Regions from separate parts of the Homo sapiens genome. Here region 1 is linked to region 2. Evidence: read pairs that join two places in POLR2A ChIA-PET (ENCODE). Cell type or tissue: HepG2. All regions are shown on one strand. Links, peaks and the distances in the headings refer to the core of each region. The heading gives the core; the rest is flanking DNA.

What was found. ChIA-PET counts read pairs that join two places held together with the same protein. Peaks named below come from ENCODE experiments on the same cell type or tissue, not always from the same donor. Only the 100,000 strongest peaks of a DNase experiment are listed, where the experiment ranks them.
Region 1: POLR2A ChIA-PET joins it to region 2 with 5 read pairs; 3 of 35 experiments call an interaction of 5 or more read pairs at or near these places.

The regions. Positions count from the first base shown.
Region 1 is chr14:60,786,001-60,791,390 of GRCh38, reverse strand. The region is part of intron 1 of MNAT1 (MNAT1 component of CDK activating kinase); the gene reads right to left. Among named protein-coding and RNA genes, the nearest start is that of MNAT1, 54 kb to the right of the region's middle. RefSeq lists an enhancer at 780-1,309. In HepG2, for the core only: no CTCF peak of the experiment used is centred there; a DNase peak (open chromatin) is centred at 3,260.
Region 2 is chr14:60,698,200-60,703,589 of GRCh38, reverse strand. No RefSeq gene overlaps it. Among named protein-coding and RNA genes, the nearest start is that of SIX4, 23 kb to the left of the region's middle. In HepG2, for the core only: no CTCF peak of the experiment used is centred there; no DNase peak of the experiment used is centred there.

The DNA of each region.
Region 1 (5,390 bases), core at 302-5,301, 88 kb before region 2:
TCATCCACAGGTAGAGAAGTGATGGCCTGGGAGCAGGTATTAAAACATTATGAAGAGATAGTAGACTTTCAGAAGAAAAGATATTGCCCTCAAAATTTAAAAAAGCATGTTTACCCATTTTTTCATTATCTTAGAACTCAAAATTAATGTCTAATCAATCTTCTGTTGGCTATTATCATTTAGCATAGCAATTTTCAACTAACAAGCAAATAATATAAGGTACAAATTCAAATAGTATATTTAAGTCCATTCTGAGCCAGAAAAACGGAGCTGTGTAAAAACAAATATTTGTACTCAAGGGAAAAGGAAAGAGTTAATAATTAAATAAAGCTGTGCCAGAAAAACTCACTTTCAAAAAAATGGGTTTGTATCCTCCTGACAGACAGCAAGGACCATGGAATCTATCCAGTTTTCCTTTTTGCCCCTTTGCCAGAAAACTCCTAAGCCAAATTTAAATCCTTTATGGAATAACACTATAAATATTTTCTAGAAAGAGGTTGGAAATATATGAAGGAACATAGAAAGAAAATAACATTAATTAGGGCTTTTGCGATATGATGTAGATATTATTTTCCTTACTACATAGATGAGGGCACTAAGCATGGAGAAGTCAAATAACTGGCTTAAAATCATATAACTAGTAAGAATTCACCATTACCCTGTGAATCCCATATTTCTGAGACAGGACTCAGTCAATTTAGGAAGTTTATTTTGCCAAAGTTAAGGACACACCCTCAGGAGGTCCTGATGACATGTTCCCAAAGTGGTCGAGTACAGCTTGCTTTTATACATTTTATATTGATAATCATGACATACATTTTATATTAATAATCAATATGTGTAAGATGTACATCGGTTTGGTCCAGTAAGGTGGGACAAGTCGAAGTGGGGGCTTCCAGGTTAGAAGTAGATGAGAGACAAAAGGTTGGATTATTTTGAGTCCTTGATCAGCCTTCCACTGAATACACAATTTAGTCTGGCTCAGTGAATCTGCATTTTTACATAAACAATAGGGCAGAGGAAGCAATCAGAGATTCATTTGTCTCAGATGAGCCTCAGAGGAATGACTTTCAATAGAATGGGAGGCAGGTTTGCACTAAGCAGTTCCCAGCTTGACTTTTCCCTTTAGCTTAGTGATTTTGGGGGTCCCAAGATTTATTTCCCTTTTACAGTCCTCTTCATACTCTACACTTTCTCCTTCTATCTTATTCTTACAATTTTTACAATGACCTATGAAAATAATCATCCTAAGTATCTATTTCTAGCCTAAAAATCTCTCCTAAATTCCTATTACACACTGCCCATTGCACAATTACTCTTTGATATCCCACAAGTTACCTCAAACTCAACATACTCAAAACCAATATTCTTCTGTCTGTGTCAGATACACCAACTTTGTGCATAAACATTCATATACTATGGTGAAAATAGAAAAAAAAAGAAAGAAAAAGTAACTCTATTACAAAAGCATACTTTGAATACTATCGTAAGCTTTCAGCCAATGAGCAACAGCTCAACAAATTATACTACATACTCCTAGCCAGCATGTGTTAATAACACATCATATTCCAAATGCTCTAAGCCAAGAACATTTTCTGAAATATGTGGACTATTCTGTAGCCATTCTTTCTGCCACTGATGAACAGTTTCATCCTGATAGCTAAAAAGGGTGTGCATGTGATAGTGCTGGATGTTAAGATTTAAGACATTAGAGGCTCAAAGCCCCTTCAGGGATATGGTTGAGGAAACAAGGTAAAAGCTAGAAATTGGAGGGAAAAGTCTGTCTAACTTTATGAAGGGCTTCAGAAATAATACTGCAGACTGGGAGAACTGACAATTACAGGCATGCCTCATTTTATTGCGAATTGCCTTATTGGGCTTTGCAGATATTTCATTTTTTACAAATTCAAGATTTGTGGCAACGCTGCCATGGAATGAGTCTATCGGCACCATTTTTCCAACAGCATATGCTTACTTCACGTCTCTGTTTCACATTTTGGTAATTCTCACAATATTTCAAACATTTTCATTATCGTTATATCTGACATGGTGTTATGTGATCAGTGATCTTTGGTGTTACCATTTTAATTGTTTCAGGGCACCATGAAAAGCACCCATATAAGACAGCAAACTTAATAAATGTTGTATGTACTCCAACTGCTTCACCAACTGACTGTTCCTCCAACTCTCTCCCTCTTCTCAGACCTCCCATTCCTTGAGACACAACAATATTTAAATTAGGCCAATTAATAACCCTACAATGGACTCTTAGGTGTTCAGGTGAAAAAAACAATCACAGGTTTCTCACTTTAAATCAAAAGACAGAAATGACCAAGCTTCCTGAGGAGGGTGTATCATAAGCTGAGATAGCCCAAAAGCTAGGCCAACTGCACCAGTTAGCCAAGTCATGAATGCAAAGGAAAAGTCCTCGAAGGAAATTAAAAGCACTGCGCCAATGACACACAATGTTAAGAAAGCAAAACAGTCTTATCATTTATACAGAGAAAGTTTCAGTGGTCTGGATAAAAGATCAAACCAGCCACAACATTCCCTTAAACCAAAACCTAATCCAGATCCTAATACCTAACTCTCTTCAATCCTATAAAGGTTGAGAAAGGTGAGGAAGTTGCAGAAGAAAAGTCTGAAGCTAGCAGAGGTTGGTTCATGAAATTCAAGGAAAGATGCTGTTTCCATAACATAAAAGTGCAAGGTGAAGCAGCAAGTGCTGATATGGAGGCTTCAGCAAGTTATCCATAATATCTATCTAAGATAATGATGAAGGTGGCTACACTGAAAAACAGACTTTTCAATGCAGATGAAACATCCTTCTATTGGAAGATGCCGTCTAGGACTTCCATAGCTACAGAGGAGAAGCCAATGCCTGGTTTCAAAGCTTCAAAGGCAAGGGTGTCTTTTCAGGAGATAGTGCAGCTGATGACTAAATTGAAACCAATGTTCATTTGTCATTTTGAAAAATCATAAAGCCCTTAAATATTATGCTAAATCTATACTGCCTGTGCTCTATAAATGGAAGAATAAAGCCTGAATGATGGCGCATCTATTTACAGCATGGTTTGCTTAATATTTGAACCCACTGTTGAGACCTATTGCTCGGAAAAAAAGATTCCTTCCAAAATGTTACTGCCCATTGACAATGAATCTGGTCACCTAAGACCTCTGATGGATATGTGCAAGGACATGAATGTTGTTTTCATGCCTGCTAACACAACATCCATTCAAAAGCCCATGGGTCAAGGAGTAATTCTGACATTGAAGTCTTGTTATTTAAGTAATACATGTCATAATGCTGTAGCTGCTACAGACAATGATTCCTCTGATAGATCTGGGCAAAGCAAATTCAAAACCTTTTTGAAAGGATTCACCATTCTAGATGCCATTAAGAACATGTGTGATTCATGTGAAAAGATAAAAAATATTAACATTAAAAGGCATTTGGAAGAAGTTGATTCCAATCCTCACAGATGACTTTCAGGGTCTGACTTCAGTGGAGAAAATAACTGCAGATATGGCAGAAACAGCGAGAGAACTAGAATTAGAAGTGGAGCCTGAAGATGTGACTGAATTGCTGCAATCTCATGATCAAACTTGAACAAATGAGGAGTTTGGGCTTCTTAGGGATGATTCTTGATATGGAATCTACTCCTGGTGAAGATGCTGTGAACACTGTTGAAATGACAAGAGATTCAGAAATAACATATACAGTTAGTTGATAAAGCTGTGGCAAGGTTTGAGAATTGATTCCAATTTTGCGAGGAATTTTCCAGTAAGTAAATGTTATCAAACAGCATCACATGCTCCAGGGAAATCTTTCATGAAAGGAAGAGTCAATAAATGCAACGAACTTCATTGTTGTCTCATTTTAAGAAATCACCAAGGCCACCCCAACCTTCAGCAATCACCATCCTGATCAGTCAGGAGCCATCAACATCTGGGCAAGACCTTCTACTAGCACAAAGATTATAGTCACTTTCGAAGGCTCAGATGATTGTTAGCAATTTTTAGCAGTAAAGTATATTTTAATTAAGGTATGCACACTGTTTTTTAGTCATATTGATATTGTACACTTAATATACTACAGTATAGTGTAAACATAACTTTCATACACACTAAGAAATCAAAAAGTTTGTGTGACACACTTTATTGTGCTAGTCACTTTATTGTGCTATTTGTTGTATTATGATATTTGCTTTACTGTGGTGGTCAGAAACCAAACCAGCAATATGTCTGAGGTATGTCTGCATACGAGTAATAAGGGAAAGCACCATGGCCACAGGAGCATTCAGGACTTTGGAGACTTGAAAGAACGATGTCCCACTAAACCAAGCTAGCATTTGCATACAGACCTTTACTATAATTCTACTTCGGGGAAAGGAAGGGCAAATTCAACTAATACTCTGATTTCCATTAATGCCACTGCACTAAATAAGGTATGTCTTTACTTCCACCATGATTCAAAGGAGTTAAAAATACATGTAACTAAGTATGTCCAAAAACAATGTCAGCAATTACCTGAAAAGGCTATTATTAAAATGCTTATCCCTTTTCCAAATAGGTATCTATAGATGCCAGATAGTCTTCATTTATTTCAACCAAAACATACAACAGACTCAACACAGAAGCAGATGTGAGAATCTAGTTTTCTTCTCTTAAGCCAAGCATTTTTAAAAGATTTGCAAAAATGTAAAACAATGCTACTCATCTCACAAAATTTTTTTGTTTTGGAAAATATAGTTATGTTTCATAAAAATACATTGTGGTAACATGTAATAGGTTTATAATTTTTGATGAATAAATGAACATTTCAAAGTTTCCAAATTTTAATTCCTAATATGATAAATGTTAACAGATATAACTTTCATAAATAAGAGGTCTTGAGGGTCATCAATAACTTTTAAAATTATAAAAGTTACTAACACCAAAAAGTCTGAGAACCACTGTTACATGTGACCAATAAAAGATTGCTTATAATGAACAAATGAACTCAAAGGAATGCAATCATAATTTAAGTGTTCCCCAAACTACCCAAGCCATTAAGATTTTCTCATTTATTAGTACTAAAATATTTTTTAAATTTTCCACTGTTACTATTGTTCTAGCTCTCTCTTCACTTCTTATTTTGTTTTTCTACCTCTTTCTCTTGATTAGAAATGCTACATGTTTGTCTAAGTTGTATAAAGGCCCTTTTAAAGAATCACTATAAAGAAACTTGAATTTCACAATTTTTTGTGTGTTTTCCAATTTACTAATTTCTACTTTTCTATTATTTATTTTATTCAATTTTTCTTAATTATATTTTGTTTCTATTTCTTAGAGTTTAACACTGGGTTTATTTTCATTATTTCACTCTTCATATCCACAACAGTTTGTAC
Region 2 (5,390 bases), core at 278-5,277:
CCAGGCTGGAGCACAGTGGCATGATCTTGGCTCACTGCAACCTCTGACTGCCCGGTTCAAGTGATACTCCTGCCTCAGCCTCCCCAGTAGCTGAGATTACAGGCATGCACTACCATGCCTGGCTAATTTTTTGTATTTTTAATAGAGACGGGGGTGTTAGCATGTTGGCCAGGATGGTCTCTATCTCCTGAACTCGTGATCCGCCTGCTTCGGCCTCCCAAAGTGCTGGGATTACAGGCATGCGCCACCATGCCCAGCTAATTTTGTATTTTTAGTAGAGATGGGGTTTCTCCATGCTGGTCAAGCTGGTCTCAAACTCCCAACCTCAAGTGATCCACCTGCCTTGGCCTCCCAAAGTGCTGGGATTACAGGTGTGAGCCACTGTGCCCGGCCCATGGAAATATTTTCTAAGTTATTATATGCCCTATAAATGAAACTGCCTTTTCTTTCTTTTTTTTTTTTAAAGACAGAGTCTCACCCTGTTGCAGTGCAGTGGCATAATCACAGTTCACTGTAGCAATCCCCACAGGTGTGCGCCACCACATCTGGCTAATTTTTTTTTTAAGAGATAGGGTCTTACTATGTTGACCCACTGGTGTTGAACTCCTGGCCTCAAGCAATCCTTCTGCCTCAGCCTCCTAAAGTGTTGGGATTACAGGCAAGAACCACCGTGCCAAGATAAAACTACCTTTTAATTTATTTCTGTAATTCAAAATGATTAATTAATTCATACTGATAGACCTCTTTTCAGTCTTTCTTAGTTGGATTTCTCCATGAAAACTGTTAGATACATCTGTAAATCAAAGTAATTATTATGAGGAAAAGGAAATAGTTAAGCGCAATCTTTGATACACTATCCTAAATCTGATCACATTGCCTCAAATACCTGATGATCATATTACCTTACATGCATACTTCCCAGAGGTCTGGGTAAACATAAGCCACATATTTTCCCCAAACATTTTCACTGATGTACAGAATCTGGCAACATTCAGTGGATCTTTGAGCTCTTGGGTGCTAACCTGATGAAGCCCAAATCTTGTCAATGCCAATGCATTTGTACATAAACAAAAAACCGGGCCTCTGATTTGGATGCAAGCTTCTGTATGACAGGAGCAAAACTGTGCTAAAGAAACTCCTGGGCCAGTCGTGGTGGCTCACGCCTGTAATCTCAGAACTTTGGGAGGCCAAGGCCAGTGGATCACCTGAGGTCGGGAGTTCGAGACCAACCTGACCAACATAGAGAAACCGCGTCTCTACTAAAAATACAAAATTAGCCAGGCATGGTGGCGCATGCCTGTAATCCCAGCTACTCGGAAGGCTGAGGCAGGAGAATTGCTTGAACCTGGGAGGCAGAGGTTGCAGTGAGCCGAGATCACACCATTGCACTCCAGCCTGGGCAACAAGAGTGAAACTCCATCTCAAAAAAAAAAAAAAAATCAATGTAGGGACACATGAAAAACAAGGAAATATGTTACCTCCAAAGGAAAAATCATAATTCACCAGTAACAGACCTCAACCCTAAGAAAATGTACGAAAATGCCAGAAAAGAATTCAAAATAACAATCATAAGGAAACTCAGTGAGATACAAGGGAATACAGACAGATAATTCAATGATATCAAGAAAAACAATTCATTATTCTAGTGACAAATTTAAAATGAGATGGATATTTAAAACAAACAAACAGAAATCTTAAAGCTAATGAATTCAGTGAATGAAATAAAAATACAGCCAAGGGCTTCAACATCAGACTAGAACAAGCAGAAGAAAGAATTTCTGGACTTGAAGACAGCTCTTTTGAAATAAAAAAAAAGGAAAGGAAAGGAAGGAAAGAGGGAAAGAGTGAAGGAAGGAAAGAGGGAAGGAAGGAAGGGGAAGAAAGGAAGGAAAAGGGGAAGGAAGGAAAGAAGGAAGGAAGGAAGGAAGGAAAGGGGGAAGGAAGGAAAGAAGGAAGGGAGGAAAGAAGGAAGGAAGGAAAGAAGGAAGGAAGGAAGGAAAGGGGGAAGGAAGGAAGGAAGGAATGGAGGGAGGGAGGGAGGGAAGGAGGGAGGAAAATAATGAAGAAAGCCTGCTGGATTTATGGGACACCATTAAGCAAACAAATACTCATCTTATGGACATTCCAGAAGAAGAGAAGGGAAAGGTGAGGAAGATATATTTAATGAAATAATAGCAGAAAATCTCCCAAGTCTGGGGAGAGAGATGGATATTCAGGTTGAGGAAGTGCAAAGAATCCCAAATAGATTCAACCAACAGGTTCTCTCTGAGGCAAATTATAATCAAATTGTCACAAGTCAAAGACAACAAAAGAATTTTAAAAGCAGCAAGACAAAAGTATTAAGTCACATATAAGGGAAATCCCATTAGATTAACAATGAATTTCTCAGCAGAAATCTTTTTTCTTTTCTATTTCTTTTCTTTTCTTTCTTTTTTTTTTTTTGAGACAGAATCTCATTCTGTCACCCAGGCTGGGGTGCAAAGGCGCAATCTTGGCTCACTGCAACCTCCACCTCCTGGTCTGAGCGATTCTCCCACCTCAGCCTCCCAAGTAGCTGGGATCACAGGCTCCGCCACCACGCCTGGCTAATTTTTGTATTTTTAGTAGAGATGGGCTTCACTATGTTGGCCAGGCTGGTCTTGAACTCCTGACCTCAGGTGGTCTGCCCACCTCGGTCTCCCAAAGTGCTGGGATTACAGGTGTGAGCCACTGCGCCTGGCCAGAAATCTTACAGGCCAAAAGAGAATAGAGTGATATATTCGAACTACTCAAAGAAAAAACTGTCAACCAAGAATAGTATACTAAGCAAAGCTATCCTTCAGCAATAAAGGAGAAGTAAAATCTTTCACAGACAAGGAAAAACTGAGGGAATTCATCACCAGTAGACTGCCCTTACAAGAAATGCTCAAGGGAGACTTACATCTGGAAATGAAAAGAGGACAATCACCATCATGAAAACATGCAAAACTACAAAACTCACTTATAGAGCTGATACACAAAGGAGAAAAAAAAATGTATCACTATAGAAAACCACCGAACTGAAAACTTTTTCAGTAAATAATAAAAGATAAAGAAAGAAATAAAGAACATATCAAACAATCAGAAAACAATCAATCAAATGACAGGAATAAATCTTCACCTATCAATAGTAACTGTGAATGTAAATGGATTAAATTTCCCATTTAAAATATATAGACTGGCTAAATAGATGAAAAGACAAGACTCAACTATATGCTCCTTACCAGAAACTTAGCTCATCTGTAAAGATACACATAGACTGAAAATGAAGGAATGGGAAAAGGATATTCCATACAAACAGAAACCAAAAGTGAGCAGCGTAGCTATCTTTATGTCAGACAAAAGGGATTTCAAGTTGAAAACTGTAAAAAAAAAAAAAAAAAAGACAAAGAAGCACATTATATAATCATAATGGGAATCATGCAGTAAGAGAATATAACAATTGTAAATATATATGCATCTAACACTGAAGCACCCAAATATATAAAGTGAATATCATTAGATCTAAAGGTACAGATGGACCCCAATACAATAATAGTTGGGGACTTCAACACCCCCCTCTCAGCACTGGACAGATCATCTAGACAGATTATCAACAAAGAAACATTGAATTTAAGCTGCATCATAAGCCAAGTGCAACGGCTCTTACCTAGGATCAAGCTTGTAATCCCAGCACTTTGGGAGGCCAAGGTGGGAGGATCACCTAAGCCCAGGAGTTTGAGACCAGACTGAGCCACATGGTGAGACCCCGTCACCACATTAAAAAAAAAAAAAAAAAAAAAGAAAATTAGCCCAAGCATGGTGGCTCACGCCTGTAATCTCAGCACTTTGGGAGGCTGAGGCAGGCAGATCATGAGGTCAGGAGTTTGAGACCAGCCTAGCTAACATGGTGTCTCTACTAAAGATACAAAAAATTAGCTGGGTGTGGCGGCACGTGCCTGTAATCAGCTACTCAGGAGGCTGAGGCAGGAGAATCACTTGAACCTGGGAGGCAGAAGTTACAGTGAGCCAATAACGTGCCGTTGAACTCCAGCCTGGGCAACAGGGCAAGACTCTATCTCAAAAAAAAAAAAAAAAAGAAAGAAAAAGAAAAGAAAGAAAGAAAATTAGCTGGGCATGGTGGAGCACACCTGTAGAAGCAGCAGCTACTCAGGAGACTGAGGTAGGAGAATCACTTGAGCCCAGGAACTTGAGGCTGAAGTGAGCCATAATCATGTCCCTGTCCTCCAGCCTGGGTGACAGAGTGAGACCATGTCTCAAATAGAAAAATAAATTTAAAACAAAAAAAAAAAAACTGTACCATAGATCAGAGACCTAATAGGCATTTACAGAATATTTAACTCAACAGCTACACAATATGCATTCTTTTCATCAGCCATGGAACATTCTCACAGATTGACTTACATTAGGAAATAAAACAAGTCTCCAAAAAGAAACTTCTTTTTTTTTTTTGGAGACAGGGTCTTGCTCTTTCACCCAGGCTGGAGTGCAGTGGGCATGATCTCAGCTCCCTGCAATCTCCACCTCCTAGGCTCAAGTGATCCTCCTGCCTCAGCCTCCTGAGTAGCTTGGACTACCATGAGTAGCTACCTGAGTAGCTTGGACTGAGTAGCTTGCGCCACCATGCCTGGCTAGTTTTTGTATCTTTTGTAGAGACGGGGTTTCATGATGTTGCCCAGGCTGGTCTCAAACTCCTGAGCTCAAGCAGCCCTCCTGTCTTGGCCTCCCAAAGTGCTGGGATTACAGGTGAGTGAGCCACTGCACCTGGCCTTATAAAATGTTTAAACATCAAAAGCATATCAGGTATCTTATTTGATCACAATGGAATAAAATTAGACATCAGTAACAAGAGGAACATTAGAAACTATACAAATACATGGAAATTAAACAACATGCTCCTGAGCAACAAATGGGTGAAGGAAGAAATTAAGAATAAAATTTAGGCCAGGGGCGGTGGCTCACACCTGTAATCCCTGTACTTTCAGAGGCTGAGGTGGGAGGATCATTTGAGGCCAGGAGTTTGAAACCAGCCTGAACAACTAGACAGCATAGTGAGATGCTGTCTCTAACTTTTTTTAAAGGAAGTCTTAGCCAGAGCAATCAGACAAGAAAAAGAAACAGAGAGCAATCAAATTGAAAAAGAAGAAGTCAAACTATCTCTGTTTGCCAATGATACAATCTTATACCTAGAAAACTCTTCTAAAAGACTACTGCATCTGATAAATGAATTCGGTAGTCTCAGGTCACAAAATCAATGTACACAAATCAGCAGCACTGCTATACATCAACAATGACTGAACTGAGAATCAAATCAAGAACTCAATTACTTTTATAGTACCTACAAACCAAATAAAATACCTAGGAATATACTT